Linked DNA regions of Homo sapiens: region 1 is linked to region 2. A link is a contact called in ENCODE Hi-C or POLR2A ChIA-PET data. All regions are on one chromosome and are shown on one strand. The core of a region is the stretch at or near the end of the contact, and the rest is flanking DNA. Distances in the headings are between cores, read along the strand shown. Region 1 overlaps NAT9 (N-acetyltransferase 9). Region 2 holds the start of CD300LF (CD300 molecule like family member f).

The links. A loop is a pair of places that touch in the nucleus more often than their neighbours do. ChIA-PET counts read pairs that join two places held with the same protein, here RNA polymerase II (POLR2A). Pooled maps may share reads with other maps.
Region 1: a loop to region 2 is called in a pooled map, with 2.0 times the contacts of the local background. The contact joins the enhancer-like site here to the promoter of CD300LF in region 2. A Hi-C loop is called at or near these places in 2 of 168 maps with a recorded cell type or tissue (heart left ventricle and testis) and 2 of 50 pooled maps. POLR2A ChIA-PET finds 5 or more read pairs at or near these places in 9 of 52 experiments (A673, Caco-2, GM10248 and 6 more).

The regions. Positions count from the first base shown.
Region 1 is chr17:74,769,124-74,772,910 of GRCh38, reverse strand. NAT9 (N-acetyltransferase 9) reads left to right here. Exons shown (of 7, transcript NM_015654.5): 4 at 1-15; 5 at 634-693; 6 at 857-951; 7 at 1,053-2,382. The coding sequence ends at 1,187. It overlaps NHERF1 (NHERF family PDZ scaffold protein 1), which reads right to left. Exons shown (of 6, transcript NM_004252.5): 6 at 3,558-3,787. Among named protein-coding and RNA genes, the nearest start is that of NAT9, 5.3 kb to the left of the region's middle. RefSeq lists a silencer at 1,907-2,006. Within about 2 kb of position 2,055, at least 11 of the 41 ENCODE cell types and tissues checked have a DNase peak (open chromatin) inside an H3K27ac peak, as active enhancers do; they include HCT116, where a contact is called at or near this core.
Region 2 is chr17:74,710,901-74,714,666 of GRCh38, reverse strand. It overlaps CD300LF (CD300 molecule like family member f), which reads left to right and starts at 1,744. Exons shown (of 7, transcript NM_139018.5): 1 at 1,744-1,843. The coding sequence starts at 1,801. It also overlaps a transcript of RAB37 not described here.

The sequences.
Region 1 (3,787 bases), core at 806-3,305, 58 kb before region 2:
AGGTCATGATTGCAGGTTTGTTTCACCTAGCCCTGCCTTCCGCTGACTCCCGGCTCTCAGATCTGCTGACTGAGCCTGCCGAGGCTGCAAAGGGTGGGCACTCACAGGGTTCACTGGGAGGCTCCATGTGGTGAGTCCAGGGCCTGGCTGGGCAGCCTGCCCACCTAGCCCCCTCAGCCTGGTGGTACACCCTCAGCCTCATCACTTTAGTCCTTATGCTTAGGCGTGAACTTAACCCTTGGTTTGGGGTAGATTCAAGTATGGTTAGTCCCATAGTTGGGGTGGGCTGGGGACCCTCAGAAAAAGGTCTCTGGAGCATGTTGTCATATTACAGGAGGAGGCCCTCCTGTTTCTGCTCCTTCATGGTCCTCAGTTTCCCCCAAGTGGCTACTGACTATCCCCATGAGGCAGCATACTGACTCCATGAGGTAAAGAGGTCAGCTTTGAAGTCAGGTTGCTGGGTTGCAAGCTGTGAGGCCTTTCACACTTCTTTGTGCCTGTTTCCTCGTCTGCAGAATGGTAATGATAGTAGCAACTTCAGAGTTGTTGAGAATTAAATGAGATGGTGTCTGCCAAGTGCCCGCACTGGAGCCTGGCACACGGCGTCAGCGCCGCTCCTGTTGTCTCTCCTAGAGCCCAGCTGCAGGGGTAAGGGCCTTGGCACTGAGGCCGTTCTCGCGATGCTGTCTTACGGTAAGAAAGTGTGAGCAGACAATGCGGGAAGTGGGCAGGCCCCAGGTGAACTTTGTTCAGGTGTGAGGGTTGGGGGCAGGTGAAGGTTCCTCCTCTGCAGCTTGGGACAGGAGGGTGGGGGCAGGCGCCTCCTTACTTGCCCCTGTCTCATCTCCTCTGCGAGGAGTGACCACGCTAGGTCTGACCAAGTTTGAGGCTAAAATTGGGCAAGGAAATGAACCAAGCATCCGGATGTTCCAGAAACTTCACTTTGAGCAGGTAAGGATGTCCTGGGGCAGAGTGGGGCTTAGACCTGGGTGGTGGGCCTGGTGGTGGTAATACTGTAACTTAGCAGGCTTTGTTCTCTCTGGCTCACGTAGGTGGCTACGAGCAGTGTTTTTCAGGAGGTGACCCTCAGACTGACAGTGAGTGAGTCCGAGCATCAGTGGCTTCTGGAGCAGACCAGCCACGTGGAAGAGAAGCCTTACAGAGATGGGTCGGCAGAGCCCTGCTGATGGCTGGGCCTTGTGGGCAGCCACTCTGTGTGAGCAGGGTGTTGGGCCCATACACTTCAAAGACCAGAGCCCTGCACTGGGAGAGTGCTCCTGGCCCAGGCTGGGAATCACCTTTCGAGGCCCTTCAGACTCTGGCGGGGCTTGCTGTGGCCTCCCTCCAGCTAGTGGTGTGGCTGAGCAGACTCCAGGGCCAGGGCCAGTTCCCTTCTCCCCTCCCGGCCAAACCCAGACCCAGACTCTAGGAAGCTGGAATGGAGGGCAGGGATCCATGGGAGATGTCGGGATGAAGGTGGGAGCTGGAGGTGCAGGGGGACCTGGAACATGGATGGGAGTGGACAGGCCTTTCTCCTTAGAGGCCAGAGGTGCTGCCCTGGCTGGGAGTGAAGCTCCAGGCACTACCAGCTTTCCTGATTTTCCCGTTTGGTCCATGTGAAGAGCTACCACGAGCCCCAGCCTCACAGTGTCCACTCAAGGGCAGCTTGGTCCTCTTGTCCTGCAGAGGCAGGCTGGTGTGACCCTGGGAACTTGACCCGGGAACAACAGGTGGTCCAGAGTGAGTGTGGCCTGGCCCCTCAACCTAGTGTCCGTCCTCCTCTCTCCTGGAGCCAGTCTTGAGTTTAAAGGCATTAGTGTTAGATACAGCTCCTTGTGGCTGGAAAACACCCCTCTGCTGATAAAGCTCAGGGGGCACTGAGGAAGCAGAGGCCCCTTGGGGGTGCCCTCCTGAAGAGAGCGTCAGGCCATCAGCTCTGTCCCTCTGGTGCTCCCACGTCTGTTCCTCACCCTCCATCTCTGGGAGCAGCTGCACCTGACTGGCCACGCGGGGGCAGTGGAGGCACAGGCTCAGGGTGGCCGGGCTACCTGGCACCCTATGGCTTACAAAGTAGAGTTGGCCCAGTTTCCTTCCACCTGAGGGGAGCACTCTGACTCCTAACAGTCTTCCTTGCCCTGCCATCATCTGGGGTGGCTGGCTGTCAAGAAAGGCCGGGCATGCTTTCTAAACACAGCCACAGGAGGCTTGTAGGGCATCTTCCAGGTGGGGAAACAGTCTTAGATAAGTAAGGTGACTTGCCTAAGGCCTCCCAGCACCCTTGATCTTGGAGTCTCACAGCAGACTGCATGTGAACAACTGGAACCGAAAACATGCCTCAGTATAAAACAAACATTATAAAACGAACGCGTTGCTTGCCGTGGCTCCCTTCGTACCATGTGTACCTCAGCAATGAGAGTTCCCTTGGGGCCACCCATTCCTTCCACCAGTCTTCAGGTTAATGAAGAGTCAAAGGTCCCCCAGGGCTTCCCCACCCAGCAGGTGAGATAGGGAGGGGCCCTCCACGACCCCTGTGGAGGGGAATCTGTCAGGGGCCAAAGGGTAGAAGCAAGGGTGGGGTGGGGGCAGGTCAGCTGAGCAGGGCACTGCTGTGGTAAGGGTTTTGGATGGTTCCTCTGACAAGGAGCAGGAGATGGCCAGATAGTGACTGGCCTGGGGGACACTGTCCACTCCCTGATTCCAGATCTACCTGCTTTACTCATTCCCCTCAGCCCAGGAGCCTATTTTCTGAGAGGTGTCCCTTTGGGTTGGGTGGAGACTAGCCTGGGGGCACCTTCCTCCTGAGCACCTGCCCGGAACCTCCCGGCTCTGCAGCCTAGCTCTTGCAAGCCACCTTCCTGGACCTCCAGATCAGGCTTCAGGTGCCAAAGGTATCAGGGACCTGGGTCTTTTGTTGGGGGCAGGGCACCTTGCCCTTGAACAGTCCCTTCCACCCCAGCTAGCCACACAGCATGTCCCCGGGCTCAGTGGACCGGTTTGTTTTCCCCTGGCACTGGACACTTGCCCTCCAATCAGGTCACAATGGCCAGATAAGATAGAGGATCTGGCACCAGCCCAGCCTGCCCCTGGGAATTCTGCACCCCACTGGCTATAGGCAGAAAGAGTAAAGCCAAGTCCTCACATTCCAAACCCAGCTCCATCCTGGGACACACTTTCCACGCTTCTGGAATTAAAGGAACCTCCCAGAGTCCTCTGAGAACGTTGGTCTGAGCTCCCACTTCCCCTTGTAAATATCCCCGTTAGACAAGGGGTCCCCAGCCCACAATCGGTGCTTGCAGCCCAGCACACAGGCACACTGACCACACCAAGCTGAATACCCGGCTGGGTGCATGCATCTTCCTTCCTACAGGACTGCAGCTAGGCCCTCTAGCTAAAGCTACCCAGGCTTGGGGTCACAGGGAGCCCTTGATGGCCCTCCCTCCAGTGTACCCCACCCTCCCAGCCAAAGACCACCTTGGCTTACCATTTCTCAATTTCTACCTATAAGGGGTCCAAGGCCAGAGGACAAAACTTCCAAGGAACACACGGAGGCTGAAGGGTTTGGAGGAACCAGCTGAATTTCTGAAAGTGTTTCCTTACAATGGTGGTACCTGGCTCAGGGATGGGCAGGGGTAGCCAAACCCTCCCCGTGCTGCCCAGTTCGCTGAGGGTGGGAGTAGGAACAAAAGTTTAAGGCTGAGGCCACTGCCATGCCCTGGATGTAACAACCAGGAAAATCATGTTAATCAAGGAAACAAAAATTCCTCTAGACTCTGCAATACTGCACTCT
Region 2 (3,766 bases), core at 495-2,994:
AGCGAGGGGATAATAGTCCTGAGCAATGAACTGGTTTCCTCAGGTAGACCCCCTGGTACAATGGACAGGTTTCTGGAAGATTCCAGATGTAGGTATCCCTGGGATCTCACCTGGTGGGCTGGGGTACAGCAGTAGGAGCTTCCTTCGTGTTCTCAGGACAAAGCGCCTCTTGTCAGTGGGCCAGTAGTTCCCTGCTTGCATCTCCCTTCTCTCTGAACCTCTCTGTGCGTGCGTGTGTGTGTGTGTGTGTGTGTGTGTGTGTGTGTGTGTTTAAAGAGACAGCGTCTGCTCTGTTGCCCAGGCTGGAGTACAGTGAACAGTGGCTCAATCATAGCTCACTGCAGTTTCGACCTCTTGGGCTCAGGTAATCCTCAGGCCTTAGCTTCCCAGATTGCTTGGACTACAGGCATGCATGACTCTGCAGAACTAATTATTATTATTATTGTTATTATTTTTGAGACAGAGTCTTGCTCTGTTGCCTAGGTTGGAGTTCAGTGGTGCGATCTGGGTTCACTGCAACCTCTGCCGCCTGGGTTCAAGTGATTCTCCTACCTCGGCCTCCCGAGTCACTGGGATTACAGGTGAATGCTACCACGCCCAGCTAATTTTTGTATTTTTTAGTAGAGATGGGGTTTCACCATTTTGGCCAGGCCGGTCTCTAACTCCTGACCTGGAGTGATCTGCCTACCTTGGCCTCCCAAAGTGTTGGGATTACAGGCATGAGCCACCATGCCTGACTTTTTTTTTTTTTTTTTTTTTTTTTTTTTGTGGAGATGAAGCCTTGCCATGTTGCCCAGGCTGGTCTTGAACTCCTGGCCTCAAGTGATCTTCCTGCCTCAGCCTCCTAAAGTGCTGAGATTACAGGTGTGAGCCACCGTACCTGGCCTTGTAGTCTGGGGTTGGATACCCAATCTCCTCATAGCTGCCTTCCAACCTTTGGTCTGGAATCTCTCCTCTGGCTTTCTGACTTTGGCCACAAGTGCCCCTCAATCCTCTTGAACTTCTGGCCTTCTGGGCTCCCAAGCATCTGGCTACACCTGAAGCTCCAGGTTTAGGACATCGTGTCTATCAGCCGTGGCTCTCCAGGACCCCTCTGGTGGAGCCGCGTGCCCCTGCCCCCAGCCAACCCACCAGGTTTGGAGGATTGGATAAGGGCTGGCCAGACCCAGTGGATCTGTCTGCAGGTTTCCACATGACAGAGGAGCCACGAAGTTCTCTTTTTAGAGAACCCACGGTGGCTGTGTACAGAGAGGTACTTCTCAGAAGCTGATGATTCCTGTGACCCCTTGCATTGTCAACTGCCTCGAAATTTCACCCTTTCCACCTCCTTCCTCTTTTTTTTTTTTTTTTTGTTTTTGTTTGAGACAGAGTCTTGTTCTGTCACCCAGGCTGGAGTGCAAGTGGCACGATCTCGGCTCACTACAACCTCCGCCTACTAGGTTCAAGCGATTCTTCTGTCTCAGCCTCCTGAGTAGCTGGGACTACAGGTGTGCGCCACCACGCCTGGCTAATTTTTGTATTTCTAGTAGAGACGGGGTTTCACTATGTTGGCCAGGCTGATCTTGAACTCCTGATCTCGTGATCCGCCCGCCTTGGCCTCCCAAAGTGCCAGGATTACAGGCCTGAGCCACGGTGCCCAACCAACCACCTCCTTCCTCTTTTAGTCTCTTTCACCCATGGGAAGTGACTGAAGGAGGAAGTTCAAGGGCGAGAGTGAGTACCAGCAGAAGGCTGGGAGTCTGTAGTTTGTTCCTGCTGCCAGGCTCCACTGAGGGGAACGGGGACCTGTCTGAAGAGAAGATGCCCCTGCTGACACTCTACCTGCTCCTCTTCTGGCTCTCAGGTGAGCGGGCCTGGGTCTGTCTTCTTGGGGAAGCTTAGCAAGCAGGAGGAGGTGGCTGAGAGAGGGAAGAAGGGACCCGGCCAGAAGGTGTCCTTAATGGCATGAGCCTTGTGCGTTTCATCCACATACCCACCATTCACCTAGCATTTCCGTTGCCAAGGCAGGAATACAGGGCATGACCTTCATAATGAAGCCAGTGCAAGGCAGAATTCCTGACCCCCAGGGGCTGATCATGTGAAATGGACAGACTGTAGGCCCCGCCGGCCAGGGAAAAGCAGAGGAGGAACATGGGCTGCTCAGGAGAGCAGGCGACTGCCTGATCCTGGACTGGGTGATCTGTCACCTGCGTGGAGGTGTTCTGAGCAAGGGCAGGCGTCAGGGAAGAGGTGAGGCTGGAGGACTTTGAAAGGAGGGAAGAGGGAGTTTGCTGGGCAGAGAGGGAGTGGTGGTTCTAGGCATTTGGGGCAGAAGGAAATAGTAGAAGTTGCTGAGGGACGGAAAGGTCAAGAGGAGATAAGACTGGCAGGGACGTAGAGGAAAGGAGGGACTGAGATGTGGGCAGAGCCAGAGGGCAGGAGACACCTTAAGTTGGTGCATACAATTTTTATTAAAAATGAAGGGAGGCCAGGGAAAGAGGCTCATTCCTGTAATCCCAGCACTTTGGGAGGCTGATTGCTTGAGCTCAGGGATTCGAGACCAGCTTGGGTAACATGTGGAAACCCTGTCTCTACAAAAAGTACAAAAATTAGCCAGGTATGGTGGCATGTGCCTATGGTCCCAGCTACTTGGGAGGCTGGAGGCTGAGGCATGAGGATCACTTGAGCCCAGGAGTTGGAGGCTGCAGTGACCTGTAATCACACTACTGCCTTCCAGCATGGGTGACAGAGCGAGACTCTGTTTCAAAAAAAAAAAAAAAAGAAAAAAGAAAAAAGAAAAAAAAAGAAAGAAAACAAAAAAATAATTTCAAGAAGTGAGAAGTGATAAGTACTGTGAGGAAAACAGAACAAGATGATATGTTACAGTGGGACCCAGGTAGGGGGATGCTGTAAGTCAGGTGGGCTGAAACAACCCCCCTGAAGAGGGTCCCAGATGCCTGTCCGAGCCGAGACCTAGGAAAAGGATCAGACACAGGATCGGGACCAGCTTTCCAGGCACAGGGAACAGTAGATACGAGGGCTCTTGTGTAGGAATGAGCTTGGACTGGGCACGTCTGAGGAAGAGGGAGGTCAGCACGGCTTTGCCTCATGCTTCAGAAGATCCTGGTGGGACAGATTGGAGAAAAGGTCTTGGGGAAGAAAGTGACTTGTCCAGGACTGCTAGGCTGGTACAGGAAGAGCAGGGAGTGGCTCATGGACACTTGGCCCCGAGTTTCAGCATGTAAGTGGAGAAGGCAGACTTTGGGTGAGATGTTATGAAATGCATTGGCACAGTGAGACCAGGACAGGTATGGCTGCTTTTTTTCTGACACCTGGAAATGAGAGAATTTGGTAGTGAGCAGATGTGAGAGTCGTGTTGGGAGTGGGAGTGGTTTGGGACCTCTGTCTGAAGTGGGCAGAAAAGCCAGCAGGCACAGCTATGGGCGCCAACATGGAGCCCGGATACCACTGTGAACCTGCATGCATCAGCTCTTGCCAGCCTCTCCTGCAGAACTTCCACCCACAAGCAGCAAGTGTGCTTACCCTGTTTCCCTCTTCTAAATAATTTATCGTTTTAAAACACCCAAGAAAAAAAATACCCATCCGGAAGTTTGTTTTCTGTGAGAAAGGAAGGTTTTTTATTTTTTTTGAGTTGGGGTCTCAGTCTGTTGCCTAGGCTGGAGTGTGGTGGCATGATCATAGCTCACTGCAGCCTCAACTCCTGGGCTCAAGTGATCCTCCTGCCTTGGCCGTCTGAGTTGCTGGGATTAAAAGCATGAGCCACCGT